2 separate regions of the Mus musculus genome follow, and region 1 is linked to region 2. Evidence: chromatin loops called from intact Hi-C (ENCODE). Cell type or tissue: left cerebral cortex. All regions are shown on one strand. Each heading gives the region's core, and the rest is flanking DNA. Links, peaks and the distances in the headings are about the cores only. Region 1 overlaps Pex5 (peroxisomal biogenesis factor 5). Region 2 holds the start of Necap1 (NECAP endocytosis associated 1).

Region 1 (15,589 bases), core at 4,478-12,477, 1.5 Mb after region 2:
ACAAAATAAGCCTCAACAGATACAAGAAGACTGAAATAATCCCATGCATCCTGTCAGATCACCAGGGCCTAAGGCTGATCTTCAATAACAAGAAAAACAACAGAAAGCCCACATACACATGGAAACTGAACAACTGTTTATTCAATGATAACTTGTTCAGAGAAGAAATAAAGAAAGAAATTAAAGACTCCCTGGAATTCAACGAAAATAATGACACAACATATCCAAACTTATGGGACACAATGAAAGCAGTGCTAAGAGGAAAATTCATAGCAGTAAGTGCCCTAGTAAAGAAATTGGAGTGATCATACACCAGCAACTTAACAGCACACCTGAAAACTCTAGAACAAAAAGAAGCAAACTCACCCAAGATGAGTAGAAGGCAGGAAATCAACCAAATAGAAACAAAGAGAACAATACAAAGAATTAACAAAAACCAAAAGTTGGTTCTTTGAAAGAATCAACAAGATAGATTAAACCCCTAGTCAAACTAACTAAAGGGCCCAGAGACAGTATCCAAATTAACAAAATCAGATATGAAAAGAGAGAGATTAACAACAGAAACTGAGGAAATTTTTAAAAAATCATCAGATCCTACAAAAGCCTATACTCAACACAACTGGAAACTCTAGATGAAATGGAGGATTTTCTAGACAGATACCACATACTGTTAAATCAAGAGCAAGTAAACTATCTAAACAGACCCATATCCCCTAAGGAAATAGAAGAAGTCATTAGAAACCTCCCAACCAAAAACAAAAGCCCAGGGCCAGGTGGCTTTAGTGAAGAATTCTACCAGACCTTCAAAGAAGAGCTAATACCAATACTCCTTAAACTATTCCATAAAACAGAAACAGAAGGAACACCACCTAATTCATTCTGTGAAGCCACAATTACTCTGATACCTAAACTATACAAGGACCCAGCAAAAAAAAAAAGAGAACTTCAGGCCAATTTCCTTATTAATATCTATGCAAAACTACTCAATAAAATTCTCACAAACCCAATCCAAGAACACATCAAAACAACCACTCACCATGATTATGTAGGCTTCATCCCAGCGATGAGATGCAAGATTGGTTCAATATACAAAAATCCATTAACATAATCCACTATATAAACAAACACACGGAGAAAAAAAACCACACGATCATCTCATTAGATACTGAGAAAGACATTTGACAAAATACAACACCCCTTCATGTTAGAAGTATTGGAGGGTTCAGAAATTCAAGACCCATACCTAAACATAATAAAAGCAATATACAGCAAATCAACAGCCAATATTAAATTAAATGGAGAGATACTTGAAGCAATCCCATTAAAACAGGGACAAGACAAGGGTGCCCACTCTTCCCATATCTGTCCAATATAGTACTCAAAGTTCTAACTAGAGCAATAAGACAACAAAAGGAGATCAAGGGAATACAAATTGGCAAAAAAGAAATCAAGATATCACTATTTGCAGATGATATGATAATCTATATAAGCAACCCCAAAAATTCCACCAGAGAACTCCTACAGCTGATAAACAACTTCGGCAAAGTGACAGGATATAGAATTATTTCTAACAAACCAGTAGCCTTTCTCTACTAAAAGGATGAAATGAGAAAGAAATTAGGAAAATGACACCCTTCACAATAGTCACAAATAATGTAAACTATCTTGGTGTGACTCTAACTAAGCAAGTGAAGGATCTGTATGAAAAGAACTTCAAGTTTCTGAAGAAGGAAATTGAAGAAGACATCAGAAGATGGAAAGACCTCCCATGCTCATGAATCAGCAGGATTAACATAGTAAAAATGGCCATCTTACCAAAAGCAATCTACAGATTTAATGCAATCCCCATCAAAATCCCAACTCATTTATTCATAGAGATAGAAAGAGAAATTCTCTCCTTCTGGTCTGGGTCAGAGCCCTGAGCAGACCTTGGGCCCGAACTCAGCAGCCAGTCCCACAATACCCAGAGGAAGCTCTATTCACAATGGCCCTAAAACACCCAGGATCATAGGATCAGAGGTGAGGAGGACACAACATCTGTCCCAACACCACCTGGAGTAACTGGGACCAGTGAAATCCAGGGATGCAGGAACTCCACTGGCACAGCTTCCTTCAGGTCTGGGCCGGAGCCCTGGGCAGACCCAGGATCACAGGATCACAGGATCACAGGGGCTTGTTCACACCAGAATCTCAGGGTCCCAGAGGCAGCTTTACTCCCAGGAGCTCTAACACACCCAGGATCTCAGGATCACAGGATCCCAGAATCACAGGATCACAAAGATAGCTGGACTCTGAGGAGTTCTGACACAACCAGGATCAAAGGAAGGACGGGCTCCAGTCAGATATAGGGAGGACAGGTAGCACTAGCAAGAACCAGATGGTGGGAGGCAAGTGTAAGAACATAAGCAACAAAAACCAAGGTTACTTGGCATCATCAGTACCCAATTATCCAACCATAGCAAGTCCTGGATACACCATCACACCTGAAAAGCAAGATTCAGGTCTAAAATCACTTCTCATGATGATAGAGGACATTAAGAAGAATATAACAACTCCCTTAAAGAAATACAGGAGAACACAGCCAAACAGGTAGAAGCCCTTAAAGAGGAAACACAAAAATTTCTTAAAGAATTACAAGAAAACACATTCAAACAGGCAAAGGAAATGAACAAAACCATCCAAGATCTGAAAATGGAAATAAAAACAACAAAGAAATCACATAGGGAGACAATCCTGGAGTTAGAAAGCTAGGAAAGAGATCAAGAGTCATAGATGCGGGCTGTTGAGATGGCTCAGTGGTTAAGAGCACCGACTACTCTTCCAAAGGTCCTGAGTTCAAATCTCAGCAACCACATGGTGGCTCACAACCACCTGTAATGAAATCTGATGCTCCCTTCTGGAGTGTCTGAAGACAGCTACAGTGTACTTACATATAATAAATAAATAAATAAATATTTTTAAAAAGAGTCATAGATGCAAGCATCACCAACAGAATAGAAGAGATAGAAGTGAGAATCGTAGGTGCAGATGATACTATAGAAAACATTGACACAACAGTCAAGGAAAATGCAAAAAGCAAAAGCTCCTAACCCAAAACATCCAGGAAATCCAGGACACCATGAGAAGACCAAACCTAAGGTATAGAAGATAATAGGTATAGAAGAGAGTGAAGATTCCCAACTTAAAGGGCAAGTAAATATCTTATACAAAATTATAGAAGAAAACTTCCCAAACCTAAAGAAAGAGATGCCCATCAACATACAAGAAGCCTACAGAACTCCAAATACACTGGACCAGAAAAGATATTCCTCCCGTCACATAATAATCAAAACACCCAAATGCACTAAACAAAGAAAGACTATTAAAAGCAGTAAGGGAAAAAGGTCAATTAACATATAAAGGCAGACCTATCAGAACGACACCAGACTTCTCACCAGAGACAATGAAATCCAGGAGATCCTGGGCAGATGTTATACAGACCCTAAGAGAACACAAATGCCAGCCCAGGCTACTATACCCAGCAAAACTCTCAATTACCATAGACAGATAAAACAAGACATTCCATGACAAAACCAAATGTACACAATATCTTTTCACAAATCCAGCCCTACAAAAAATAATAGATGGAAAACACCAACACAAGGATCCGGGAAACTATACCATAGAAAAGGCAAGAAAGTAATCTTTCAACAAACCCAAAAGAAGATAGCCACACTAGCATAATTCCACCTCTAACAACAAAAATAACAGGGAGTTACAATCACTTTTCCTTAATATCTCTTAACCTCAATGGACTCAACTCCCCAATAAAAAGACATAGACTAACAGACTGGATACATAATTAGGACCCAGCATTTTGCTGCATACAGGAAACACACTTCAGTGACAACGACAAACACTACCTCAGAGTAAAAGGCTGGAAAACAATTTTCCAAACAAATGGTCCCATCCCAAGAAACAAGCTGGAGTAGCCATTCTTATATTGAACAAAATCTACTCAATAGAAACAGATGTATAAAAGTTGGGGTCATAGACAGATGCACTTAGCACTTAAAATGAGCAGAATGCATAGAAATAAACACTTATCTAGTACTAATTGGCTATTCTGGGTCTTTTGTTGTTCCATACCAAATTGAGAATTTTCTTTCTATTATGTGAAGAAAGAGATGAGGATGTTGATTGTGTTTTCATTGAATCAGTAAATTGTTTTGGTAGGAGGGTCTTTTTTCACCTTGGTAACATTAGCATTCTACCAAGCTATACACTTGAGAGGACTTCAAATTCTAGTATGTTTCTTAATCTCTTCACACATTCAAAGTTTTCATTGAGGAGGGTTATTAATCTTTTTGTTATGTATATTCTAAATATTTTATTTTATTCAAGAAACTGGGAAGAGGAGTTTGTCCATGATCTCTTTCTCAGCATGTTTGTTATTCATATGTATTAAGACTGGTAAATTTTGTAAGTCAATTATGTATCATAACACTTTGCTGAAATTATTGAAAATTTCTACAATCTTTCTAGTCAAATTTTGGGAACATTGGGTATAAGAATATAATCTTCAATTGAAAATAATTTGACTTAATATTTTCCCATTTGTATCCCTTCTCTTGCCTTATTGTTCCAGCTACTGCTTCAATCACATTATGGATGAGCAGCAGGGATAGTGCGCAGTTCTATCCCATTCCTGATTTTAATGGGGCTTATTAATTGTTTTATTCATTTAGGATGATATTGGCCATGAGTTTGTAATACATAACCTTTATTATGTTGGAATATGTTTCCTACAGTCCTACTTGTTCTAAGGCTTTTATTAAGAATGCTACGCAGTAGTGTACGGCTTTAATCCCAGCACTTGGGAGGCAGAGGCAGGCAGATTTCTGAGTTCAAGGCCAGCCTGGTCTACAAAGTGAGTTCCAGGACAACCAGGGTTACACAGAGAAACCCTGCCTCGAAAAAAAACAAAAACAAAAACAAAAACCAAACAAACAAACAAAAAAACAGAATGCATGTTGAATCTTATCAAATACTTTTTTTTTGCTTCCATTAAGATGATCATATGATTCTTGTATTTTTGTCCATGTATTTGGTTTATTACATTTGTTTCTTATATATGTTAAAAATAAAAAATAAAATCAATGAAAAAAAAAAGAGCAATTCTCAAACTCATCTAGAATAACAAAAAAAAAAAAATTACAGGATAGCGAAAACTATTCTCAACACTAAAAGATCTTCTGGGGGGGTCACCATGCCTGACCTCAAGCTGTACCACAGAGCAATAGTGATGGGAGCTTCATGTACTGCTACAGAGACAGGCAGGTTGATCAATGGAATGGAGTTAAAAACTCAAAAATAAACCCACACACTTGCAGACATTTGATCTTTGACAAAGAAGCCAAAAATATACAGTGGAGAAAGGAAACCATCTTCAATGGGTCATGTTGGTCTAGTTGGCAGTCTTTGTACAGAAGTGAAAAATTGATCCATATTTGTCACCTTGCCCAAAGTGGATCAGGGACCTCAACATAAAACCAGACACAGTGAGTCTAATAGAGGAGAAGGTGGGAAAGAGCTTTGAACTCATTGGCATGGGGGTAAATTTCCTAAGCAGAAATCCAATGGCTCCCACTCTAAGATAAAGAACAGATAAATGGGACCTCATGAAACTGAAAATCTTCTGAACGGCAAAGGACATAGTCAATAGGACAAATCAGCAACCTACAGATTGGGGAAAAGTCACTAACCCCACATCCAATAGAGAGCTAATATGAAGAACTCAAGAAACTAGCCACCAAAAGGCCAAGCAACCCAATCAGAAAATGGGGTATAGAGCGGAACAGAGATTTAACAGAGGAATCTCAAGTGGCTGAGAAGCACTTGAGGAAATGTTCAAAGTCCTTAGTGATCAGGGAAATGAAGACCAAGGCGACCCTAGGATTCCACTTTATACCATTCAGACTGGCTGGGATCGAAAACTCAGGTGACAGCACATGTTGTTGAGGATATGGAGAAAGAGGGATGCTCTTCCATTGCTGGTGGGATTGCAAACTGTTACAACCACTCTGGAAGTTGGTCTGGAGGTTCCTCAGAAAATTGGAGATGGATCTACCTAGAAACCTAGCTGTGCCACTCTTGAGCATGTACAGAAGATGCCCCACCATGGCATGGGGGCACATGCTTCACTATGTTCATAGCAGCTTTATCTGTTATAGCCGGAAGCTGGAAACAACCCAGATGGCCCTCAGTGGAATAATGGATACAGAAAACATGGTTAATTTACACAATGGAATACTATTCACCTATTAAGGACAAGGACATCAAGAGTTTTGTGAGCAAATGAATGGAACTAGAAAATATCATCCTGAGTGAGGTATCTCAGGCCCAAAAGGACATGCATGGTATGTATTCACTAATAAGTGGATAGTAGCCCAAAAAAATACAGAATACCCAAGATACAATCCACAGAACTCAGGGTTGACAGGCCAAGGGGCCCACGTGAGGATGCTTGAATCCTACTTAGGAGAGAGAAGAAGTGGGATGGGGACTGGTCGAAGGATGGACCAGGACAAGGATAACAACTGGCCTTTAAAAAAAGATTAAAGAATAGTAAACGTTCTTTGGTTTAAAGCAAATGCTGCACTGACAAGAAATACACACTTAGACATGAGTGTATCTAAGTCAATGTTGTCATCACAAGTAAACATCTTTGGGGTGAGGAGATGGCTCAGTGTGTAAAACTACTTGCAGCACACACCTGATAGCCTGAGTTCAGATCCCCAGAGCCCATATGAAGTGTGACTCAGTGTGAACGTGGCAATAATCCCTGCAGACCCTGGAGTCTCCAGAGGGATGGAAACAGCTCCAAAAGCAACAGAAACCTCTGTGTCAAACAAGGCAGAAAACAATGGCCGACACCCAAGGGTGTCTGTGTCTCCCCCCCATCTCTCTCTCTCTCTCTCTCTCTCTCTCTCTCTCTCTCTCTCTCTCTCTCTCTCTCTCTCTCTCTCTCACGCGCACACACACACACACTTTCACACTTTTAAAATTAAACATCCTTATACACTAATGAAACACCTTATCTGCTTCAAAGGGTTTTAGACAAGAACAAAGGAAATCTTGCTTTGGTGTCTTTCATGATCTCAGGGTCTCTGCTGTATATAAGAAGATAATACATATAAATACAATAAGCTAATGGTTATTAGTAGTGAAAAGTCTGAAGAGAAATAATAAATACAAAAGGCTCTAGATCAAAATCCTTTTCAAATACATTGTTACTAATGGAAAGTTATTTATCTTAAAACCTTTGTCCTCATTAAACCTCAAAATAGAGATAAGGTAAGTGGCTAGTAACTTTGCCATACATGTGTGTATGTGCTAACAAAGTATGTCTAAATAATTGGGCTTGAAATTTAAAGTTCAAATAACTAATGTCATTCTAAAATGTTTTAATAATTAATAAAAATATAAACTAATTTACCTAATCACAATTTGAGTAAAACTTCAAGAATCCTTGTCTCTGATAAACCTGGGTTATTAGCAATAATTTGTTTATTGGTATTCAATATTACTTAAAACCTCAAGATAACTTTAGATTTAATACTAAAATAGTTAATTGTATCAATTTATCTGAAGATTTATGAAGAAATAATCCACACCTATTCATTTTTTTAATGTAACAGCCATGATTTTTTTTTCCAAAAGAAAGCTCTTTCAGAATGAGGAAACAGCTGCTCCTGGAAGTTAATATAAAGGGCTTTACAAAAATTGCAGCAACGGCCACTTATACTTATGAAGAATTAGAAGTGCTGTTCCAGGCAAGCAAGGACAGACTCTGATGTTTGACTTTGTGCTGGAGTTCAAATGAAAGTGATGGATGCAGGATTCGGCAGGACGAAATGTAAATGCTTTTGTTTCTGTGTGGCATGATTGTCTGTGATTGTGGAAAAATTAAAAACAGAAAAACAAAAAAACAAGTCTCAAAGCTATTTAATTTTGCATGTTCCTCCGTGTTGAGGACGTCAGGCATTTTTCTTTTGAGAACTGTCCATTCGGTACCTTGGTGTGTTCATTGATTGGATGCCTTGCTTTGGTTTAATTACTGTAGTTTCTCATGTATTCTTTGTTTTGTTTTAGTTCAAATATGATAACATCATTTCACCCTTTCCTCTCTTCAGTACATCTTATAACCCCTCCTGCCTCTCAAATTCATGGCCTCTTTTATTGGGAAGTGGGTGTGTGCGCACATAAATATAAAACAACCTGCTGGGTCTGTGTGGGATAGTTTGTATATACACGATGTCAAGGCTGACTACTTTGGTACTGTATAACCAATTAGGGCCTCATGCCTGGGAAAGACAAACTCTCTCGGGAGTCCTTAGTTGCCTATAGTTCTTCGTCTAGGAGTAGGAGCCTCTTGAGGTTTCCCTTTTCCATGTTAGTCCGTGCATTGGTCTTAGCCATTGTTTGGGTCTTGTTTAGGCAGCCATATTGTGCTATCACTAGGAGACACTACCTTACAGCTGACTTCACATCTTCCTCCATGTTCCCTGAGCCTTAGGTGCCAGGGGGGAAAAAATGTTTTAGATTTATCCACTGGGGCTGACACTCGTGATCAGTTGTTCTCTGTGTTGACTGGTTTTCTATAATGGTCTCCATCTGCTGTAATGAGAAGAGTAAGAGCTACACTTACCCATGTATAAGGATGAACATTTGGAGTGTAGATAGGAATCGTGCTGGTCTGGTAAAGGTGGTCAGAGGTTCTCCTCTAAACTCCATGACCTCACTAGCCCTGGGTAGTTGGGTAAATCTCAAGTACTAGGCATGATTTCCATCCTGTTAAGCAGACTTTTAGTCCAATTAGACAGTTGTTGGTTATCACCCAGACATAAGTGCCACTACTGCCCCTTTAGAGCTAACTTGCCATACTGATCATTGTTGTGGTTCAAAAGTGTCATGGGTAGACACCTGCTTCCCTTCCCTGGTGGCTTCTATAGCCCTTCTGGTACTGCAAAAGCTGCTCCTTATAGAAGACATAGCTCAGATCCAGCTTGAACCATCCAAGTCCTGTGTCTGAAGCTCAACCTCTGGGAGGCAACCAAGGGCAACGCCAATAGCCTGTCCTGTTTGGGAACTCTCAACTTTCCTGACCAACAACCCAAAAGCAGGTTTCTCATGCCTGGTGCTGGGCTTTTGTTAGATATTTTATGTATTCGGGATATTAATCCTCTGATACGTGGAGGACAAAGGTAGGCTTTCTCTTCAGATGGTACTCTCCTTTGTTGGGCAGAAGTTGTATTAGAATTACTTCCTGTGCTACATACATCATTTGAAGAAAGCTCTTGCCTGGGCCTACATTTTGTAGGGTTTTGTATGTTTTCCTCTCGCAGCTTCAAAGTTTCAGGTTCTCCCCTTCGTACATGTTTACTTCATTGTTGTGCAGAGTAAATGGCACAGATCTGGTCTTGGTGTTCCCTGTGTGGAAATTGTTTTCCTAGAATCTCTTGCTGAAGAGGCTTTTTTTTTTTTTTTTTTTTTTTTTTTTTTTTTTTTTTTTTTTTTTGGTTTTTGAGACAGGGTTTCTCTGTGTAGCCCTGGCTGTCCTGGAACTCACTCTGTAGACCAGGCTGGCCTTGAACTCAGAAATCCACCTGCCTCTGCCTCCCGAGTGCTGAGATTAAAGGCATGTGCCACCATGTCAGGCTCAAGGCTTTTTCTCAATATGTTTTTGACACCTCTGTCAAAAAAAATTAAGTGGCCATGGCTATGTGATTCCTGTCTATGTTCTTCCTTCACTTCCATTTTAAAGGTCTTCTGCATCCCCGGTTAGATGGATTCCTTGGCTTTGTTCTCTAGGTACCATGAATTTCTTTCACTCTGTTACTTGCTGGAAGGGTTTATCAGGTGTTTTCCAGTGGGGTCTTGAGGGTTTTAAGTACAGGATCATGTCATATACAAATAGAGATAATTTGGGCTTCTCCTTTCCTATTTGTGTCTTTTGTTTTGTCACCCAGCTAAGTAAAATTCAAGCATTATACTGAATAAGGACAGAGGCAGGCATGTTTATCTCCTTCCTGCATTTAGAGGAAATATTTTCAGATGTTCCCATTTCTTTTTTTTTTTTTTTTTTCCAAGACAGGGTTTCTCTGTATAGCCCTGGCTGCCCTGGAACTCACTTTGTAAACCAGGCTGGCCTCGAACTCAGAAATCTGCTTGCCTCTGCCTCCCAAGTGCTGAGATTAAAGGTGTGCGCCACCACGCCCCAGCTGAAGATGTCCCCATTTCATACACTGGCTATGATACACCTTTTGCTGAAGTAACTCCTTCTATTGCTACTGTCTCCCAGGCTTTGTCCATGAAGGGATGCTGAACTTGTCAGAGGTCTTTTCTGCCTCTACTGAGATGGTTTTGTGATTTCTGTCTTTGAGTCTCCTTATGTGCTGGTCTATAAGGTTGATTTGCATATATTAGAAGATACCTCCTGCTCTAGTTTGCTTTCTATTGCTGTGATAAAATGCTGACCAAAAGCAGCCTGGAGAGGGAAACCAAGGCAGGAAGACTGCTGCTTGCTTACCAGTTACAGCTCTGCCTCGTAGAGCTAAGGCAATCTGCCAATTAGCAGGCAGGCAAATAGACACAGAGAATCAGGCAGAGACCTGGAAGTAAAAGTGGCTCCCATGCAGGTCCACTGGCTACAACCATATAGAATCCACAATGCACATTGCATTGACACTCATATAGGCTATGCTAATGGCACCCCCCACACCCCTTCTCCAGAACCATGTGGACCTGTACAACCAGGCAAGGTACAGCCTAGGTCAAGAGCAGAAGTAAATCCATGGCACAGAAGAAAAGAGTCAAGATTATACAGCACACACAATTCCCTTTGTAACAGTAACAGGAATGATTTAAGAAGAGAAAGGGAGAGAGGGAGGAGGGAGAAAAAAGTGAGTGTCAGTACATAACTGCAGCAGGTCGCTGGCACCCAGTCATCCTGGAGAGAGGGCTAAGTAACCGTACGCCAGTGAGAAACTAGAAGACAGAGAAGGGGAAATCTGAACATCAGTCTGCCTCCCTCCACCCCAACGTCAGCAGCGGAACCTACCCACGTCAGTCCAGTTTATTCTTCATACAAATATTTTACAGTTTTATTTTTAAATCATTTACACATATGCATACAAAGAAAAATAAATTTCAGGATGGGATTTTGGGACCATGGCAGTTTAAAAAAAAAAAAAATCTGATCATTAGCTACTGAAGACAAGGTAAGAGGCTTAGCAGTCATTTATGGGGGTCTGTGCATCTCCCCACACAGAAACAGTGGAGACGTCTCCAGCTGCTCCCTCAGAATCCCTTCATCTTCACCTTGTGGAGGTAATCGAGGGGAAGGGGGTTTTCAATGATATCCCCTATAAAGGTTTCAAGAAGGCTTATGGTAACACTGAACCCTCCCTTGGTTGGGAATTTGGCAAGAATGCAACTTCTGAACCAGGTTGCTACAAGAGTTTGTTTAGTTCCTACTTCCAAGTCTCCCAAGAAGAGAGGACTGCAGTGCTGACCGTATCACTACTGTCGCATCTCTGGGCTCATTCCACAAATGAACCTCCCTCCCCCATAGGCCAGGCCACCTGCAGTGACAAGCCCTGGCCCTGAGGACAGTACAGTAACCACATGAGCATCTGCTGCTTCAGTGTCCACCCACAGAAGATCCATGCTCGCTCCCGGAGTGACCGAGCTGCGAGCACTTGTTCCAAGTTCGGCTCTAGGGAGCCGCATCACCATTTCAGCGAGCAGGGCAGCTCCTAACATCCATCCCAGCTGGCGTCGCACAGATGCTCAGGGGAGCCTCTTACACACAACTGCCCAAGGAAGCTGGACTGTTACCAATTCCCAGGAAGATGGGGCAAGGAGAGACTTACAAATGTGGCAGACCCTATCAGAAACGGCAGATGACAACTCCCCTATGTCATTGGGTCCGACCCAAGAAGCAGCACCAAGAAAGGGCCTGATGAACAGAAAGAGATCTGTAGCTGGGTAGACAGCCCTTGAATTACCAAGGGACAGAGACAGCTCATCCCTACAATTAAGTAGGACCTAAGACACAGCTATGCACCCCTACTCTGAGGCAGCTCCTGAGAGGTCGTACCGCTTGTGGTCATCAGCCCACCCCCTTGGTAGGCCCGTTTGAGGAGAGGGAGTCACACCCAGAGCGCGGACCCCTCCAAGCAGACACTCACAGGGCAGCCCATCCCACTGTCACTGGGGCAGGCCAAACATAGCTAGGAGGGCAGACAGATCCCGAGCATCGGCTGCCCCATAGGCATCGCTCTGGCCTAACATGGATAACGCCAAGCGCAGGGTACTCCAGATGTTCTCAGACATGGCGCCCCCCTCACCCCGAGGGCCCCGGCTCTTCCTCTGCATGTTCAGAGCCTCCAGAAAGTGCTCCACAGCCTCACTGTAGGGAAGAGGAATGAGAGCCGGTGAGCAGAGCAACACTAGGAAGGGCAGAAGGGCAGAAGGGCACAGGGAGGGAGGGAGGGATGGAGGGAGGGAGGGAGGGTGGGTCAGAACATCAGAGACCAAGGCCAAGAAACAGGTTCAGCTGCTTACAGCAGGACCCACACTCACCGGTGAGCTCCCAGGTTGATGCAGCTGATGCCTAGGTTATACCGGGACCGAATATACCCAGGCTGTAGTTCAAGGGCTCGGCGGTATGCAGCCACTGCTTCTTCACTCTGGTTCCCATTGGCCAGGGTGGCCCCAAGCTTGTTCCACATCAAATAGTCCTAGACAGAGAGGGACAGAGAGGTCTGGGAACATGAGCTAAACTTGGACCAACGTCTGCCCATTCCTCCACCTGCTTCGCTACTGTTTGGTTAACGTAGTTACTAGCCCACCCTCTTCCCCTCGGCAGCTCCCAGTGTGGTCCCTGGGGTACCACACGCTCCTGCTCTCCCCAGCAACCCTGCCTTGTCCCAGGCTTCCCAAGGCTTTCCTGGCATGCACGCTGGAACGCAATCTCCCACATGCTAATGACTCTTCCACCTTCTTTCCCCACGGCTCACATTGGGGCGAACACTGAGGGCAGCTGTGAAACAGTCCACAGCCTTGTCGTACTCCCCGCTCAGGTTGAAGAGGACTCCCAGGCCACACTGCACATCAGGGTCAATGGATGTAGGGTCCAGACGCACAGCCGCCAGGAAGAGATCTTTTACTTCAAGAAACAGGGAGCTAAGTAAGGAGAAGAAAAAGCACAGAGGTGGTAAATAAATGGGTCACCTGTGTTCCTAGCCGCCAATCTCTTAAGTCAACCATATCCCCACGCTTCAGGGGTGTTTCAGTCAGCTCCTTTACCCACATCCACTTTCCAGCCTGCTTTATTCATCAGAGCACTGCATGGCAGAATGCTGACCCCTTCACACTGACCAAGTCACACTCTTGAATCACAGCATACCCCTTCTTGACAAACCAAGGTCATGTTCTTACTAGGACTGGCATTACAGGCCTCACCCCAGGAATGTCCCACACTCACTCAGACAACAGAGATCCCAAGATGCGCTTGCTGGGGCCTGCCCCGGTCGCCCCTTCTTCCCCAGGAGCCACCAGATGAGCGTAGGCCGGTGAGTAGCGCAGCCAGTCCCTCAACGTCTCACAGGCCTGGCGCTGCAGGGACTCATTGGTAAAGCTCACAGCCAGCGCCATCAGTGCTGTCCGGTTATCTGGCTTTAGTTCCAGACACCTGATGGGACAAAGAGCAGACTGAGTATCTGTAAATGACACCTGCAGCCCTCAGCACCAGGGGTGTGCGGCCAAGCTTTGAAGCACAGTCATAGAGGCCGTACTTCTGCCCTGTCAGCACTACATAGAAAGGAACCTCGGGTCTGGATATTAAAAATTCCACTCTGAGATGGGCAAAGTTTCAGCAGCCAAAGACCAACCAGGATCCCACAGATAAACCCAAGCTGATGATGGATCGGAATCAAGCCTCTCACACTCACTCCTCTGAGCCACGACGACTTGGAACAACCTCACAGGTTCATCTGTGTGCTAGTGGCCAGAGAGAAGGACAAAGACCTGGTTCTATTAGGCTAAAGGTTACTTGCAAAGGGCTACGTCTGCCTGCCCTCGCAGCAGCACACTCACCTCCGCAGGGCACTGATAGCCAAGAGCTCTTGCTCATTCTCGGCCTGGGTGGTGCCCAGGTACTGCCAAGCCTAAAGGGAAGTTGACAATCCATCACTGAGTTCAAATCCGCCCCTCCCTCCACTGCCTTCCCTTACTCACCACCCACCCCAGGAGACCACACCCACATGCATGCCTCTCTGGGCCCTTCCACAAAAGGAAGAAGCCATCAGAACAAGGCCTCACTCACTTCCATGTGCTTAGGATCCTGCTGCACAGCAGCCTCGAAGAGCAACACAGCATTGGGCAGGTCTCCCTCCTCCAGTCGATGCAGCCCTTCTTCAAAAGGCTGAGGGTGGTCACGCAAGGGATTCTCCTCCTCAAACTGGTAACCCTACAAGGAAGAAAAGTGAGGGGAACTCCAAGGGAATCGCGGCAGCCAGGGTAGCAGGGCAAGAGAACAGCAACCAAGGCAGGTGGAGGCAGTGAGGGCGTCCTTCCACACAGGTGTAGCAAACCCTCCACACGATAAAGCTCCTCCAGGACAAGGCAAAGCTGAGTGCCAATGGCCGAGAAGCTGGGTGAGTCTACACAGAGGCTTGTGAGCATCTGTGCTGGGATCATAAAGTCATTGTAGGAAGTCCTCGCAAGCCCGCACTGCCATAGCCTCAGCTTCTCCCCTTGGACAGCACATGCCTCTCAGCAGCCCGCTGAGCACAATGAGTGCTCTCCTCCACTCAACCTCAACTGCTGTCCATCATCAATCCATCCTTTGAGCCACTCAGTGGGAATCAGAGAACGTTATCAGATATAATGTAATTTCCTAACAGGTGTAATTTATGCCTCAAAGCTACTGAGAGCCTTACTACGAAGCTTCAAACAGTGTTCACTAATGGAGACTGCAGCTACTTCCTTAAGGCACACTGCTGTGTACAACAGTCAGCAGAGACGAATGTTCTTCACATGTCATCAGCAGACAATGTAACAAACGACTGTCACCGTCCTTCAAACATGCTTCCTCTAGACGCCATTACCTATGGTCTTTATTTAAGGTTTTATCAATTCCTGCTCAAAGAATTATTAAATATTATTCCGCTATGCAAAGACAAAATACTTGCACAGATGGAAAAGTAATGCCCTGAAGGGACTGTGCCCTGGCTACATGGAGCTGACTGAGCTGAGCACTGCTTCCCATCCTCAAAGCACTAACTCTGGCGTCATCTTGTCTCTTCCACTGCCTTGCGCTATTTCAAAATCTTATAGATCACACTGTAGAGAGAGCACTACATCAAACTCTCCCATCACAGAAACACTTTTGATAGTGGTTTACAATGTCTGAAAAATCTAAAAGTTATCAATAAAATTAATTTAATTTTTTAAAAAAGGGAAGAGGGAAAAGGGAAGAGGAGACGGCTCAGTGAATGAAGCACTTGCCAGGCAAGCCTGAGGACCAGAGGTTAGATCCCCA
Region 2 (15,589 bases), core at 3,314-11,313:
GAATTTATGAAATTCCTAGGCAAATGGATGGACCTGGAGGGCATCATCCTGAGTGAGGTAACCCAATCACAAAGGAACTCACACAATATGTACTCACTGATAAGTGGATATTAGCCCAGAAACTTAGAATACCCAAGATATAAGATACAATTTGCTAAACGCATGAAACTCAAGAAGAACAAAGACCAAAGTGTGGACACTTTGCCCCTTCTTAGAATTGGGAACAAAACACCCATGGAAGGAGTTACAGAGACAAAGTTTGGAGCTGAGACGAAAGGATGGACCATCTAGAGACTGCCATATCCGGGGATCCATCCCATAATCAGCTTCCAAACGCTGACACCATTGCATACACTAGCAAGATTTTGCTGAAAGGACCCAGATAGAGCTGTCTCTTGTGAGACTATGCCAGGGCCTAGCAAACACAGAAGTGGATGCTCACAGTCAGCTATTGAATGGACCACAGGGCCCCCAATGGAGGAGCTAAAGGGATCTGCACTCCTATAGGTGGAACAACAATATGAACTAACCAGTATGCTCCCCCCCACCCCCGCCCAGTTCGTGTTTCTAGCTGCATATGAATCGGCCATCACTGCATAGAGAGGCCCATTGGTCTTGCAAACTTTATATGCCTCAGTACAGGGGAACGCCAGGGCAGAGAAGTGGGAGTGGGTGGGTGGGGGAGTGGGTGGGGGAGCGTGTGGGGGACTTTTGGGATAGCATTTGAAATGTAAATGAAATAAATTACCCCCCCCCCAAAAGAAGAAATACATAACAGGGACTGGAAAGATGGCTTAGAAGTTAAGAGCACTGGCTGTTCTTCCAGAGAACCCAGGTTTACTTCCCAGAACCCACATGGCATCTCAAAGCCTTCTGTATTCCAGTTCCATGGGCATCAGATGCTTTCTTCTGACCTTTGGGTACCAGGCATGCACTGGTGCATAGACATACATGCATGCAACACACACACAATGTAAAATAAAATAATTTGAAAAAATAAAAAGAAATACACTATGAATGAATAAAGATACAAAGACTAAAAAATAAACAGACTTCAGCGGGCACTTCTGTGGGCGCCTACAGTGAAGTGACACCTGGTGGCAACTGTGGGCTCCAGCAGAATTACTGCTTCTTCAGCAGCTGGCCAGTAGCTCCCAGATCCCTGCTGAGGGGCAGCAGGTCTCCAACACAAGGTTATGCTCGCCCATTCCAGGTTTACTGCCCCCACCCCACTCTCCGCTTCCAATTCTAAAGAAGCAGCTACTGATGCTTTGAAAATACCATTCTCCCTTCTTATTCTTGTAGACTTTGTGTGCCTTTTGTAACCAAGTCCTCATATTAAACACCTCTCTGGAATATCTCCAGTGGTTCCAAATATCCAGAATGGATAATGATAGATTCAGCAGATACTTATTATGTACACCATAGGATTATTAGGAATAAATTAATAAATACATGTGAATTGCTGAAAACAGCCAGTATGTAGGCACACAGTTTATGTTACTTATGAATGTTAAAATTAATCAAACAAGTTGATTATTAATTCAAAATCATTATCTTGTAGTCAGTATTTCGTGGACTGTTATTTTCCCCAAAGTTAATTGCATCCTTTTAGTAAAATCAGTGACTAATGGGGTTTAGTTAAAACCCATATCCCTTAAGGATGCATATTAGAAAGTTTATCTCTTTCCTTCCCAAAGTGTTAACTGTTTAGCCGGGCGTGGTGGCATACGCCTTTAATCCCAGCACTTGGGAGGCAGAGGCAGGCGGATTTCTGAGTTCGAGGCCAGACTGGTCTACAAAGTGAGTTCCAGGACAGTCAGAGCTATACAGAGAAACCCTGTCTTGAAAAACAAAACAAAACAAAACAAAACAAAACAAAACAAAACAAAGCAAAACAAAACAAAACAAGTGTTAACAGTTTAGTGTTCTATACAATTATAGTGAAACCAAGTGGTAGCACAAATTGATGAATAAAACTGTTCAAAAATTAAAATCATTAAATAAAAAAGCAAACAAAAAACCCCCAAAAGCATTAGCATCATCATAAATTAGACATTTTAGTGGAGCCGGGTGTGGTGGCACACAACTTTAATCCTGCACTTAGGAGGCAGAGTCAGGAGGAAGAATCCCTGTGAACTCAAGGCCAGCCTGGGCTACACAGTGGTTTCCAGGCTACATAGAGAACTTGTCTTTCAAAATGTCCCCTTAGTTCTGCCTGCACAGACTCTGACCCTCCTACTCATTGTCTGGCCTCAGCTACTCTGAAACTGTGAAGCGAGTCTTCACAAGCCCCCAAATCGTGCGGTTTTTCATGCTCTCAAGCCAGTACCATATGGATGACTTTGCCTGGTTCTGCTGCCAGGTGAAGATGGAGGCTGGCCCCTGGGATAACAACTACACTGGCATCTGGGCTGTCTGCATATCATTGTGTACCTGGAGCCTGCTGGGGTATTGCCTGAGTGGTTTTTGAGGCCTATCTCAGTGGGCTTTTGCAAATGGGAGCTCCTGTCTGGAAGAGAAGGGTGGGGGCCTCCTGGTCCACAACATCTTAGCCTTTGTCTCAAAACCTCTGTTTAACAGATACCTTTAAAGAAACTCTATTGTAGGACTGGCATGATAGCTCAGTGCGTAAGGGCACTTGCTGCCAAGTCTGACAAATTGAGTTTGATTCCCAGAACCCACATGGAGAAATGAAAGAAGTAATTCCCCGCAAGTTATCCTCTGACCTCTGAACGTAAGGCCCAGAACACACATACGCATGTGGGCACACACACGCATAAATAAATGTAGTAAGAACATTTAAAAGAATTTTCCTGATAATCAAAGCTCTGAACCACAGCGCGCAAGACTGTTCACGCAGCAAGCATTACTCTGGAAAGACATATTTTCTTAATGACGCACCCTTACTCCGACTCCACCAGTTTCATGGCATAGTAAGGAATGGCTACAGTTGGTGTGAAAAGCAAACGCTAGGCTTAGTGCCTTACTCTTCTAATTGCAGCTAGCGCTTGAGACATGCCTCACATTTTTGTTATGGGGATTCTTTGAGGGTGAATCACAGCCTCAAGCCTCCTGGGTCTGAATCATCCTTTGCAGTCGCTGCAGCAGAGCAAGAGGACAGGTTTCCCTGAAATCGTCAGGAAACGGAATCCTAACTTCTCATTTTCAACTTTAAGCCAGTGTCCCCAACTGAGACCGAGTCTTCGGCTTTTTAATGACCTGATCTCGTTTTCTCCACATAGGCAAAGATGGGTTTGACTCAAAGGACTGGGACTCAAAGTCATTTTGAGCTCCTGGCTAAATACTTGTCAGGTCCCATGTGCTGCTCAGGATGTTGAGAATAGCAAACAAACAAATTACTCCTCAGATTTAGAGATTATCAACTGAGAGTTGCAGGCTGGGCTAGTTTAACCTGACTCAGTAACTACAGCACAATATTCGTGTGTAAGGAGTAAGAGTGGCTACACTTAGGTCAATGGGTGACACTCTCCACTGTTTAATTTACATTACATGGACCTATGCTAGGGCTGATGTCATGTTTCCTACATGTACTTGTTGAATTGTTCATTTGTTTAATTTTAGTGTGTGTGTGTGTGTGAGATGACCTGTGTGGGAAGGTCAAAGGACAGCTTTCAAGAGTTGCTTCTCTCTTTCTACCTTTTTGAGGCAGGGTCTCTCTTGTTTCGGCTGTGCTGTGAAGCACAGGGCTGGCTGTCATTGTCTGCAGCTGTCTACTGTGGGCTCTAAGGGTCGAACTTAGGTCATTGGACTTGCATGGCAGGTGAGGTATCCACTCATCCATCTTGCAGGTCCAGGTTTCTACTAAAAGTATTTTGAATTATACATCTAGTACATGTATACCGTAAAGATCCTGTGCAGACATGCTTAAAGAGGAGTTAAGTTTCGTTTTCATGGTCTCTTTTCAAATGCGTTTCCCAATTGGTTACAGACGCTGGCTGTGTGTCCCCTTCTAAGTTTTCTATGTGTAGCTAAGTCTACACATAGAATGTTGTGTTGGTTAATGTGACTGCCAACTTCAGAGGATCCGACAACACCTTGGAAAAAGACTCTACACTTTTTATACTTGAGAAATAACTTTTGGCTTATTTTACATGAAAAGTTTATGTACACGATTCTGTAACTAGCATCTTGTGTGCTGCCCAGATGGTATAGTGCCATGTGGTGAAAAATATTACTTCAAAAATTATGAGACAAGTCAGGTGTGGTGGCACATGCCTTTGATCCCAGCAATCAGGAAGCAGAGGCAGATGGATCTCTGAGAATCCTGTGTGAGGCCAGTTTATTAAAAATGGTTTATTTTTATCTTATGAGCTTTGGTGTTTTGCCTGCATGTGTGTCTGTGTGAGGGTGTTGGATCCCCTGGAATTGGGTTACAGACAGCTGTGAACTGCCATGTGGGTGGTGGGAATTGAACCTGGGTCTATCTGGAAAAGTAGCTCTTAACTGCTTAGCCATCTCTCCAGCCTCAAGAGTTAGGGATATTATACCCTAATAAATACCATTGATAATGTTGTTCTGGACAAAGGTGTAAGGCAGAATTTATAAACTTGTTAAAAATAACTTTTTATGTGTGGGTAAAGATGATTGAAAAAGTAAATAAATATGTGACTCATTTTCATGGTTACATTGCATTAAAAGTAATCACAGTTTGAAATGGGCAAGGTGACATCATTTCCAAGAAAAGTGTTTTCCTACAACGTGGCTAAATCACATACACGTGGGAAGTCACACAGAAGAGAGATTTTTTTTTTTCAGCAGCTAATCTGAACCTGTGAGCTATGTAAGCTACTTGTCCTCCAGTGGTGGGTAGAAGTGAATTCTAGTTAAGGCACCCTAACATCCCCCCATTCCCCAATCAGGCAGGTGTTCACTACATAGCCCAGGCCGGCCTTAAACTCATCAAGTTCTGCTGGCCTGGGCTTCCTGGGTGCTGGGATTAATGTCACAGTCAAGGCATTATTAATTATTTTGATTGAGATTTGAACAAATGCTAACCAGGTCGTAATGATAATATAATACAAATATATCTACAGTTCTTACGATATACTAGAAATTGTGCTGAAGACCAGTGATACGGGGGCAACTGGGAACTCCTTTAGGGTACCTCATAATATAAGAATTTAAGGGCTGACTCAGATGGAAGCACAGGACGGTATTATTGGTTTAAAAGAAAAACATCCGACCAGGGGAGCTGTAGAACCTCAGCTGATGCTCAAAGGGGAATAAAGGAGGAAAGAAGGGAAGAGCCAAGCCATGCCACATAACCTGGGTTTGGTTCTAAGCATCATCATCTGTAACTCCACCTTGAGGAAATCCAGTGCTTTCCTCTGGTCTCTGTGGTACCCATAGACAAGCACTCGTACATTAAAAAGAAACAAGCAAGCAAACAGAAGATGAGGAACAAATCCCAGAGACAGTGATATTTAAATTAGACTTCAAGATCTTACTAAGGAGTAAGTGAGAAACATATGTGGACATACATGTTCAGAAGTAGAACTAAATATGGAGGTGAGTGTGCTTGCACCTGTAATAGCACTTAGGAAGCAGAAACAGGAGAAGCCTGGCCAAGAGAATGGGATGCTGCCACAAACAAACCACCACCAGGAAAATTAGGATAATATGGCCATCTAAATCAGAGAGGACACTGTAAGACCATGGAAAATGGTGTGCTGCACGTGTAGAAGAGGCCAGTGTGTATTTCCTCATTATTTTGCTAATATCCCGTATTATGTTTGTTGGTTTTAAAATACTAAACAAACTACAAATTCTTGGAGTAAGCTGCAGGTGGTTATCGTATATCATACCTTACATGTGGCAAGAAGGAGTGTAAGATTAGGGAGAGTTAACTATGTGAAACCAGAAGTCTCTAGGATGACCAGATTTGGGGAGAAAAAAATACATAGCACTTGAAAGGTGAACCAGGGGCTGGGGCCTCAGTAAGGGATTGTCAGCACTGCTGATCCAGAAAGAGGAAACGAAAGAGTTCAATGCGGTATAGTAACATGACCGAGGCTTCCGTTGAGATCATAGGTTTAGAAATAGGAAACCAGTAAAAGACCATTTTTTCTGTCTGTTTTCTTTTTTATGTCTCCATCCACAGTGTATGTATTCTCTTTATAACATGTGTTGGAGAAGTATATGATAGAAAAAAAAGTTTTTGGTTGGGGATGTAGCTAAATTGATAGAATGCTTGCCTAGTTCTCACAAAACCCTGGATGTGATCCAAAACACTGAAAAAAAGAAAAGAAAAGAGTGTGGTGACACATGCCTGTAATTCCAGTACTATGGTGGCAGGAGGATTACAAGTTCAAAGTCATTCTTTAGTACATAATGAGATGAGGGCCAGCCTGGACTACATTGAAACTCTGTCTCCAAATAAACAGACATGAACAAACAAAAAGCTAGTGGAACTGTTAAAGGCTACACCCACTTAATATTTGGAGAGTTCTGCTAAATGTCCCTTCAAAGCAGCGTTGGATCAATTTATAGTCCTGGCAACCGTAGCCAGTCTCTACATCCTTACCAGCCAATTAAAGTCTAATTCTTTTTTTTTTTTTTTTTTAAAGATTTATTTATTGGTTATATGTAAGTACACTGTAGCTGTCTTCAAACACTCCAGAAGAGGGAGTCAGATCTCGTTATGGATGGTTGTGAGCCACCATGTGGTTGCTGGGATTTGAACTCCAGACCTTTGGAAGAGCAGTCAGGTGCTCTTACCCACTGAGCCATCTCACCAACCCTAAAGTCTAATTCTTGTTGAACTGGCTTTGCTAGGCAAAGCAGACCAATCAGAAGTAAAAGTCAACCAGTCGATAGAATGCAATGAAAGAGGCTGCTACTGGTGTTTTGGGGGGGACAAGATAAGATCAGACTTGGTTTTGCCACTTGAAGTCAGTGCCATCTAAAACATTTCTAAGTTACACTGTTGTAAGCTTACATTTATTTGCGAGTGCACAAAGAACATATTTGTGGATAGAGCTGTTTAGTACTCATCGTGATGTGTAGCCAGCTGGGCTACTCATGCTGAGGGATGCTAGATAGCATTTAGCACTGTAATCAGTCATTTTAATATGGAGAAGTCACCAACAAAACCTACAAAATTGCAAAAAAACAAAACAACCCCATGGTAGCACTTAATAGATTATGCATTGGACACTTGCTTATGAGAACAGAATGAGAAAGCAGAGATTCATTTTGTCCAACCTCTGTTTTGTTTTCGTATATTCAGTGACTTTTTTTTTTTTTTTTTCTGGTTACCGTTTGAAGGTAGGTAAAAGAGAACTGAATTCTTATTTTTAATTTTTCGCTGGGGAAAGAGCCCAACCCGAGGCCTTGGCAGGCAAGTGCTCTACCACTGAGCCTGTCTTTGCCGTTACTCAAGATGGCGAGCCAGGCGCATCAGCGTTTCCAGATTGTAACAGGTTTTGCGCCGCCTAGAGGTTAACCTCGAAGCTGTACCCGAGCGGAAGTGACGCGAAGGAAGCCGTCGGCGTCTCAGCCCGCCCCCACCCGTGCCCCGCCCCCGCGGCGCTAGCGGAGCCAAGATGGCGGCAGAGCTGGAATATGAGTCCGTGCTGTGTGTGAAGCCCGACGTCAGCGTCTACCGGATTCCGCCGCGGGCCTCCAACCGCGGTTACAGGTACCCAGGGGGATTTGCAGCCGGCGCCCGCCGGGGTGACGGTTGTGTCCTTGGGCAGCAGCCATCGGCTCGAGCCGCTGCCGCCGTAGTTAGCCTGCCACCCGGGCTGCCGGCGGCTCCGTCTACTTTTCTGTTTTGCTGGAACTCTGATTTTGTTTTCTTTTCTTCCTGCCGTCATGCGTCTTTCCACCTCTCCTCCCCATCCCTCCCCCTGAGACATCGTCTGCTCCTCGTCATCCGCAATCCATTCATGCCTGCTCCATCTGTTACTCTTGCTGCGACCTTTGGCTTGTAATCCTCCACGCGCGCGTCCGCACACGCACACGGCACGCTCCCCCCCCTCCCCCCGCGCTTCTGATCCCGCCTGACACTTGTCCGGAATGGTAGTTTTGCTGTCCACTGTTTAGATGATCTATTTTAATTGATACTGTTGTCATTCTCGCCAAGTGTCATCATCCTTTAGTTTTTTTTTTTTTTTGGGGGGGGGGGGCGCAGTAGGCACACGTTAAGATCTTGTATTCCAGTGATGAGCTATTGCGTGTTTTCATTTTGTTTGTGTGTGTGTACCCCTCCCCCCCACACATTGATTATGTAGGGATTTCTGCCTTCCTATCAATCCAGTCACCTCTCTTAGAGCTTTCCCAGAGTCAGTGCAGCATTTTTTTTTTTTTTTTTTTTTTTTTTCCTCTTGTAAGGCCTGACAACCTTGTAATCCAGTGATTGAGGTTTTGGGCTGTTGTAGGATGTTAAGGAGTTCAAAGAGAATTCGCTGGGATTTGTGTTGAAAACTCTTTAGGTCTGAGCCCTCGACACTAAATAGCTGTGTAATTTATGAGCCAATCAATGTTTTTCTTCCCCAGGCCTTAAGGGTTCTCATTTGTAAAACAGGAGAAGTAGCGTGAGAAGACTGTGCACGTCTTGTGTACCTCACAGGTTTTTATTTGTTTTAGAGGTATGTGTATGGGTGTTTTGTCTGTCTGTATGAGTGGGTATGCCTTGTGCTCACAGAGGTCAGAGTGATGTTGTGAGACATCAGATCTCCAGGAACTGGAGTCACTGATGTTGGTGAACCATCATCTGGGTGCTGGCAACTGAACCCCTGTCTTCTGCAGGAGCAACAAGTGTTCTTAACTACTGAGCCATTTCCCCAACCCCTTCACAGGTTTTTTTTTGAGAGTTAAATAAAAGAGTATAGGGTAACTAAATCGTTATAAAAATACAGTACTAGTAGTATCCCTTTTCTGACCTACATACCTTCATGGTTTTTCTCTTGCTGGAAAGTTACCTTCTCCACATCTCCATTTTGCTTCCTAACCAGAGGGTCATTCATCATTGATGAGTTGTTTTGTACAGACCTGTGCAGTGGGCCCTACGAGTTGTATATCTTTTGGTAAAGGAGTTGCCACTCAGATCTCACATTGACCATGACTGAAACTCAGCATGATGGTAGTCACAGGTACCACGTTATGATTTAGCTTACACATTGCTCTACCTGAGTCTTTGGTTCAGGCCAGCTCTCTGCGGACTTCCATAGCACTTTATGTTCATCTCTATCTCTGCTTTACTGTCCAGTCTTCTGAGCTCCAGGGTGGAATGAATAGCCTGAAGTCTTGTTAAACTGTATCTGTGGGGACTGGAAGGACCAGCATAGTGTCTTGCACCTAGTAGGCACTCAGCAAATGCTCACTGGAAAAAGAAATTGGAGCCCATCTCAGGTAAAGTGCTTACTGTGAGGGCTGAAAAACCAGCATCTGATCTCCCAAATCCATGTGACTTTACACATTGTCTTCTGCCTGCCACATATGTGTTAGGGCATGGCTCACACACATATACATACATGGATAATACATTTAAAAAGAAGATATTGGATTATCCAACTAACCCAATCACATAAGCTAGCAATGGCTGAACTGCTAAGTAAAGGAGTCTCTCTAGGGGCTAAGGTACATTGAAGTCTTCTGTTTTTCTTTGACTTCAAGCCTCCCCGCCTCTGTCTACAGTCTCATTTATTTCATACCCTTTATCCTCTTATCAGGTCACTGCAGCATCCCATTAAAGCAGTTTCTTAATTTTTTTGTTTCCTATGCTTATTTTGATATTTCTTACTATCCAAGGGGCATCCTGTCGTTACTCACTCTTTCAGAATAGTGACTGAAAAGTAAAAAATGAAGTTTGCAGCTGCGAGTGGTGACACATACCTCTGATCTCAGCACGTGAGAGATGGAGGTATATGCGGATCAGGAGTGTAAGGCTATCCTTGGCTACAGGAGGCTCTATCTGAACCTCTGAAACAAGAACTGGACTGCAGAGGTGGCTCAATGGTTAAGAGCACTGCTGCTCTTTGTAGAGGGCCTAGGTTCCATTCTCAGCACATACAGTGGGAGGTTCAAAACTGCTGTAACCCCAGTTCCAGGGGATCTGATACTGTCTGGCCTTGACAATCACCTGTGTACACATGCATAAATAAAAAAAAAGAAAAGAAAAGAAAACCTTTGCCCTTCCCCCTAATAACATAAAAGCAAATACGTTTAACCTTTTATTTTGTAGGAAAGTCACTTCTTGAACTTTAATCTTCTCATCTTCAGAAATAAACATTGATTCTTAGCATGCAAGATACATTCACCTGGTTAGGTAAATGAAAACGTGTGAGGTTTTATGCATGTTTACACAGGGTCTCACAGTAGAGCCCCGTGGCTCCAAACTCCTGGAGATGTGCTGCCCAACTGTTGGGACTCAATGTTTTCACTACCACACCTGGCCAGTGAGGTTAGGTTTTAGTGTTGTTTGGAGACCAGCAAATTCAAGAATTCTTTAGACTTGGTTTTGGAGAGGGATTAAGGATCAAGGATGAAGGAAACTGCTGCCATGTATCATTTATTGAAAATTTGTTTATTTAAGGACACTACATACACAAGATAAAAATGATGAGATATCTACCTGCCCATAAGTTTTCATTTGATTTCCACGTGTGTATTATGGCTTACATGTACCCCCCACCCCCCAAATAAATAAATAAGCAAGCAAGCACATTTTTTAAAAATGTTAATTCCTGAGGACGTGTAGAATGATCTACTCTGGATTAGATTCAGGTACTTATAGTCTCTGAAGGCAGAACATCACGAGAGGAGATGAAAGCATTTATCTTACAGTCCTGTTGAGAAGCTCGGCTGGGGCTGTGGGCTAAGTGGTAGGGGCTCAGCTAGCACACTCAAGGGCCTGGGTTTGATCCCAAACAGTGCAGAGACAAAAAAACCTATGTTTTTGCTTGATTTTCTTTTACCGTAGTATCTTGTTAGACTTTTTCTTTTTACTTTTCTTCCTGGCAAGTATTGGTAGTTTTTTTGTTTGTTTGTTTTTGTTTTTTGTTTTGAGGCAGGGCCTTAATGTTGTAGTTGAGGCAAGCCTCCCTCTCCCTCTGATCCGGCTTTTAACTTCCAAAGGATTTTAGGCATGCGCACCACCACACTTTGAAGTCTTCAGGTTCATAAGAGATGAAGTAGTGTTTGCATTTTAGATGTTTTTCCTGAAGCCTGTCCTTACGCTCTCAGCTGTCTGCTCTTCACCTTCCCTTGGAAACACCTATTAGACACCTGAAATTCAGCATATTCAGAATTCAACTCCATCCTCCCAGGTAGTGCCCACAACATGCTTTCCTTAGTTTAGTCGTTGGTAGCTTGTTGCTCCTGGCCCACACCTCATTAGAAAATCCTGCTGCCTTTACTCTAGAATCCACAATCTTGCTAGTCACTTGTGCTCCTGTCTCCACCGAGCCCCTCTCATGACTCACTGAATGGTTCTTAACTAAGTGCCCTGCTTCTGCCATCACAGCCCTCCATCTCTTCCTCACAGCAGACAAAGTCATGGCTGTAAAGTACAGGGACGACTGAGTTGCAGACCTGTCTAAAACCTGGCCTAGCCAGTTTTCACTTAGTTAGGAATGGCCAGGCTTTGGACGGCTTGCAAGGGCCTATGTAGTCTGCCTTTCTTTTGCTTCCCAGCTGGCTTCTTTGTGTGTGTGTCTGTGTGTAAGATTTATTTATTTATTATGTGAGTACACTGTAGCTGTCTTCAGACACTCGAGCAGAGGGCGTCAGATCTCATTACAGATGGGTGTGAGCCACCATGTGGTTGCTGGGATTTGAACTCAGGATCTTGGGAAGAGTAGTCAGTGCTCTTAACCGCTGAGCCATTTTGGCTTCTTGCAAGAACAGCAGCTTCCTCGTGCTTAGACCCGGGCAGCAAGCATTCTCTCACCTCAGCACCTTTGTTCGCACTGTGCAGAGAGCACGGTCCTCTCAGGCACCCAAAGGAAACTGCCACCACGTCCTTCTCCTGAGCTTCTGGCCTGGATTCCTTCCTATGGAGCAGGCCTCAGATCCAGTCTAAAAGCAGGTGGTTGTCTTCACAACCTTTGTGCTACCGTTTGCTCTACATTTTTGCCTAACGTTCACATTCTTGGTGAGGCCTACCTTGACTCCTCCTCCTTTTGTGTGTGTGTGTGTGTGTGTGTGTGTGTGTGTGTGTGTGAGAGAGAGAGAGAGAGAGAGAGAGAGAGAGAGAGAGAGAGAACCCTAGGGCTTGGTGCTTGCTAAACAAGCTCTGACCACTGAGCTTTGCCCTCAGCTTCCTGGTTACCCTTGAACCCTGTAACCTGTCCCCCCCCACTGTCCTCCTCGATTTCTTATCTGCCTCTGTATTTCCCTCTCACCTTAACCTAATAACCTAAGGTACCGCTATTGTGTATGTTTCCTTCTGTTGAGACGTAAACTTTCAGAGGGGAAGAGTGGTTTGTTTGCTGTTACAGCCCAAGCATCTAGAGTAGTGCCTGCCATTTCCTCAGTACCGTGTGAATACTGGCTGGAGTCAGTGAGTGATAATCCATAGCTAGTGATCAGGAGCCGCAGATGGACTTTGCTGTTCCCTGAGTAGTGAAGCGTCATTAAGTAACTCCTTCTAGGTAGGAGAGAACCACTGTAGGAGGAAGTACAGTTTTAGAATTTTGGCTTTTGAAATGGGCTTACTATGTACAGTAGTTGACTGAATCAGAGGTGTGCCTGCGTCTGCTTCTTCAGTGCGGTATCAAAGGTGTGCACAGTGGAACCCAGCTTAGTTTTATTATTTTTTTCTCTGATGTTAGGGATTGTATACTAGGTAAGTCTGTGTCACATAACTTCATCACAATTCTCAAGAAATTTAGTTTTGGGTCTTCCTGCCTATCCTTAGTCAGAGTTTCCCTGGCTGCCCTGGAACTCACTCTGTTGACCAGGCTGTCCTCAAACTCAGAGATCCACCTCCTGCGTGCTGGGGTCAAAGGTATGCACCACCACCGCCTGTCTGTCTGGCAGTTTTTATTTGTACCTGCTTTGCATATCTCTATTGGTACTTACTAAGCTTGAAAGTGGCACAAAGGAAACATTGCTTGTTACCTGTACTAGACAGCATGTAACCTGAGAACACGAGGATTCAGTTTAAAGAGCTTGAGTTATTTTTCTTGACTATTTAATAGGCAGAAAGGGTAGGCTTTCTAGCATGGGAAAATGTAGCTACTGAAATCCCAGCACCAGGAGGCAGAGGCAGGTGGACCTCTGAGTTCAAGGCCAGCCTTGTTTACGGAGTGCATTCCAGCACAGCCAAGGCTACGTAGAAAAATCCTGTCTCAAAAAAGCAAAACCAAACCAACCCAACCCAAAACAAACAACTGCTCATGGAGTGTACCTGAGGCCTCAGGCTTGCTGTTTTCCTTTCATAGGGCATCTGACTGGAAGCTAGACCAACCTGATTGGACTGGTCGCCTGCGAATCACTTCAAAAGGGAAGATTGCCTACATCAAACTGGAAGACAAAGTTTCAGGTCAGTGCAGCTCCTCAGGTGTGGTGGATGCTGGGTAGCGTGGCTTTGTAAGTCTCCTCAGCTAAGGACTGGCGTGGAGAAATGCCGGCTAGCTGGAGTTAGCTTTTCTGCTGCTGCTCAGAGATGCCTTTTTCTTACTGTTAGGGGAGCTCTTTGCTCAGGCCCCCGTAGAACAGTATCCTGGGATTGCTGTGGAGACTGTGACAGACTCCAGCCGCTACTTTGTGATCAGGATCCAGGATGGAACCGGTAAGAAATCTGGGCTTTTTGGTGGGGTAAAGTTAGGGAACTAGGTTGTACCCTAATGAAATCGTGTCCTCATTATGCTTCTCTCCCTCTTATGACTTTCTTTCCTCTTCTTCAGCGTTACTATGATGCAATTGAAGGGAAAGGATTAATATTTTATAGATTTGAGCTTATGCTCATTTTGTTAAGTTAATCAAAATGCTTATTTAACAAAAGAGAGCATGGTATTTTGGGTTTTGATGGAATTGTCTTGAATTATAATTTCTAGGGCAGCATTTTTCAGCCATTTCTTCATTTTATTTTATTAAGATGGAATCTTACTATGTACCTGGCTGATACAATATATGCTAATTAGGCTGGCCTTGAACTCAGAGATGGGCCTGCTTCTGCTGGGCTTACGGTTGTGTACCACCATGCCCGCCTCTTTGTAGTTTTTAATAGGTTGGTAACCAAGGACTATAAATATTTCAGCATAGGCCAAGTTGTGACTGCAGCTCTGAGCTTGCTGGCTGCAGAGTGAAGTAGCCACAGCCACTACAGTTGGTGTGGCTCTATTTCAGTGGAACTTCATTGTCAGACTTGTGCTTTGGGAAGAGTTGGCCAATCGGTTGCATGCTATCTGCTGACTGCCGGCCTGTGAGAGGATGCTAAGCAGATCTTATGCGTCTCGTCTGACACATAGCTCTGATAGGCAGAAGTCGTCCCAGGGAGCATGCTTTCTGAGATCCCTCCTCCTCACAGGGCGCAGCGCGTTTATTGGCATCGGCTTCACGGATCGGGGAGATGCCTTCGACTTTAATGTTTCCCTGCAAGATCACTTCAAGTGAGTGAAGCTTGCTCTTGGTTTTCAGGGTGCATAATTATTGGGTGCTGCCTGAGTGGGTGTTTACATAGTATTCTGTTCTGTACTTTTTCCTTACCTTTGTACCTGGTCTCATCTTTCCATACAGCCCGTAAGGTATTTTAGATCCTTGTGCAGCAGTTTGTGTTGATGCCTGGTTAAACCCATGGGGAATTTGCTCTTGGTTTTAAAAAGATGGGGGAGGGTGGCCCACAGCAGGAGCAACTGTTCACAGGCAGCCGTGCGCCATTCCTGTCACGCACCAGCTGATATGTTCCATGCTTGCATGTGAGTTTGGCACAGCTGTAGTGACCAGCACCCAGTACCACATCACTTCCCATCTCTAGGACAGTGTGGGTCTTTATCCTTTAGGACTCTGAAGTCCAAAGCCCAGAGATGGCCAGCAAGGACGTAGTAACTAACACAGCTCCTCTGGGGCCGTTCTCAGGCACAGGGCTAAGAACTCTCGAGAGGGTGTGTCTCCCACACACTTTATGGCTTCTCAGTCTGGAACTTTGGATAGTTTTCTCATTTTCTCTCTCATGTTTATGGATCCCTCACTCTGCTTTCTGGAATTTCAGTTCATCTGAGTGTGAGATAATCAGATTTGGGTCAGACTCTGTTTCAGGTAATTGCAAGCTGAGATTAAATTCTTATTTCCCCAAAGGTGGGTAAAGCAGGAAACTGAGATTTCCAAAGAATCACAGGAAATGGATAATCGTCCCAAGTTGGATTTAGGCTTCAAGGAAGGACAGACCATCAAATTGAGTATTGGGGTAAGTGTGTGATTTCTTTTCTTTATGTTTTATCATATGTGTATGGATGTTTGGCCTGCATATGTTTGTGCACCACAGGCATTCAGTGTCTGTGGAGGCTAGAAGAGGGTGTTGAATCCTCTGGACTGGGGTTATAGATGGCTGTTAGCTGCCTTGGGGGGGTGGTGCTGGGATTCAAACCTGTGTCTTCTGGAAGAGCAGTCAGAGCTCTTA

What was found. Hi-C counts contacts between places; a loop is a spot of excess contacts. Peaks named below come from ENCODE experiments on the same cell type or tissue, not always from the same donor. Only the 100,000 strongest peaks of a DNase experiment are listed, where the experiment ranks them.
Region 1: it touches region 2 in a loop (2.6-fold over the local background); 8 of 42 quality-filtered maps call a loop at or near these places.

What each region holds. Positions count from the first base shown.
Region 1 is chr6:124,385,717-124,401,305 of GRCm38, forward strand. It overlaps Pex5 (peroxisomal biogenesis factor 5), which reads right to left. Exons shown (of 16, transcript NM_001277805.1): 11 at 14,372-14,515; 12 at 14,143-14,213; 13 at 13,532-13,738; 14 at 13,065-13,230; 15 at 12,628-12,785; 16 at 11,100-12,454. The coding sequence ends at 12,253. Among named protein-coding and RNA genes, the nearest start is that of Pex5, 22 kb to the right of the region's middle. In left cerebral cortex, for the core only: no CTCF peak of the experiment used is centred there; no DNase peak of the experiment used is centred there.
Region 2 is chr6:122,867,001-122,882,589 of GRCm38, forward strand. Necap1 (NECAP endocytosis associated 1) reads left to right here and starts at 7,557. Exons shown (of 8, transcript NM_026267.3): 1 at 7,557-7,663; 2 at 13,413-13,513; 3 at 13,658-13,762; 4 at 14,501-14,582; 5 at 15,268-15,376. The coding sequence starts at 7,569. In left cerebral cortex, for the core only: a CTCF peak has its summit at 7,452; DNase peaks (open chromatin) are centred at 6,018, 7,482 and 7,832; H3K4me3 peaks cover 1,763 bases; H3K27ac peaks cover 1,279 bases.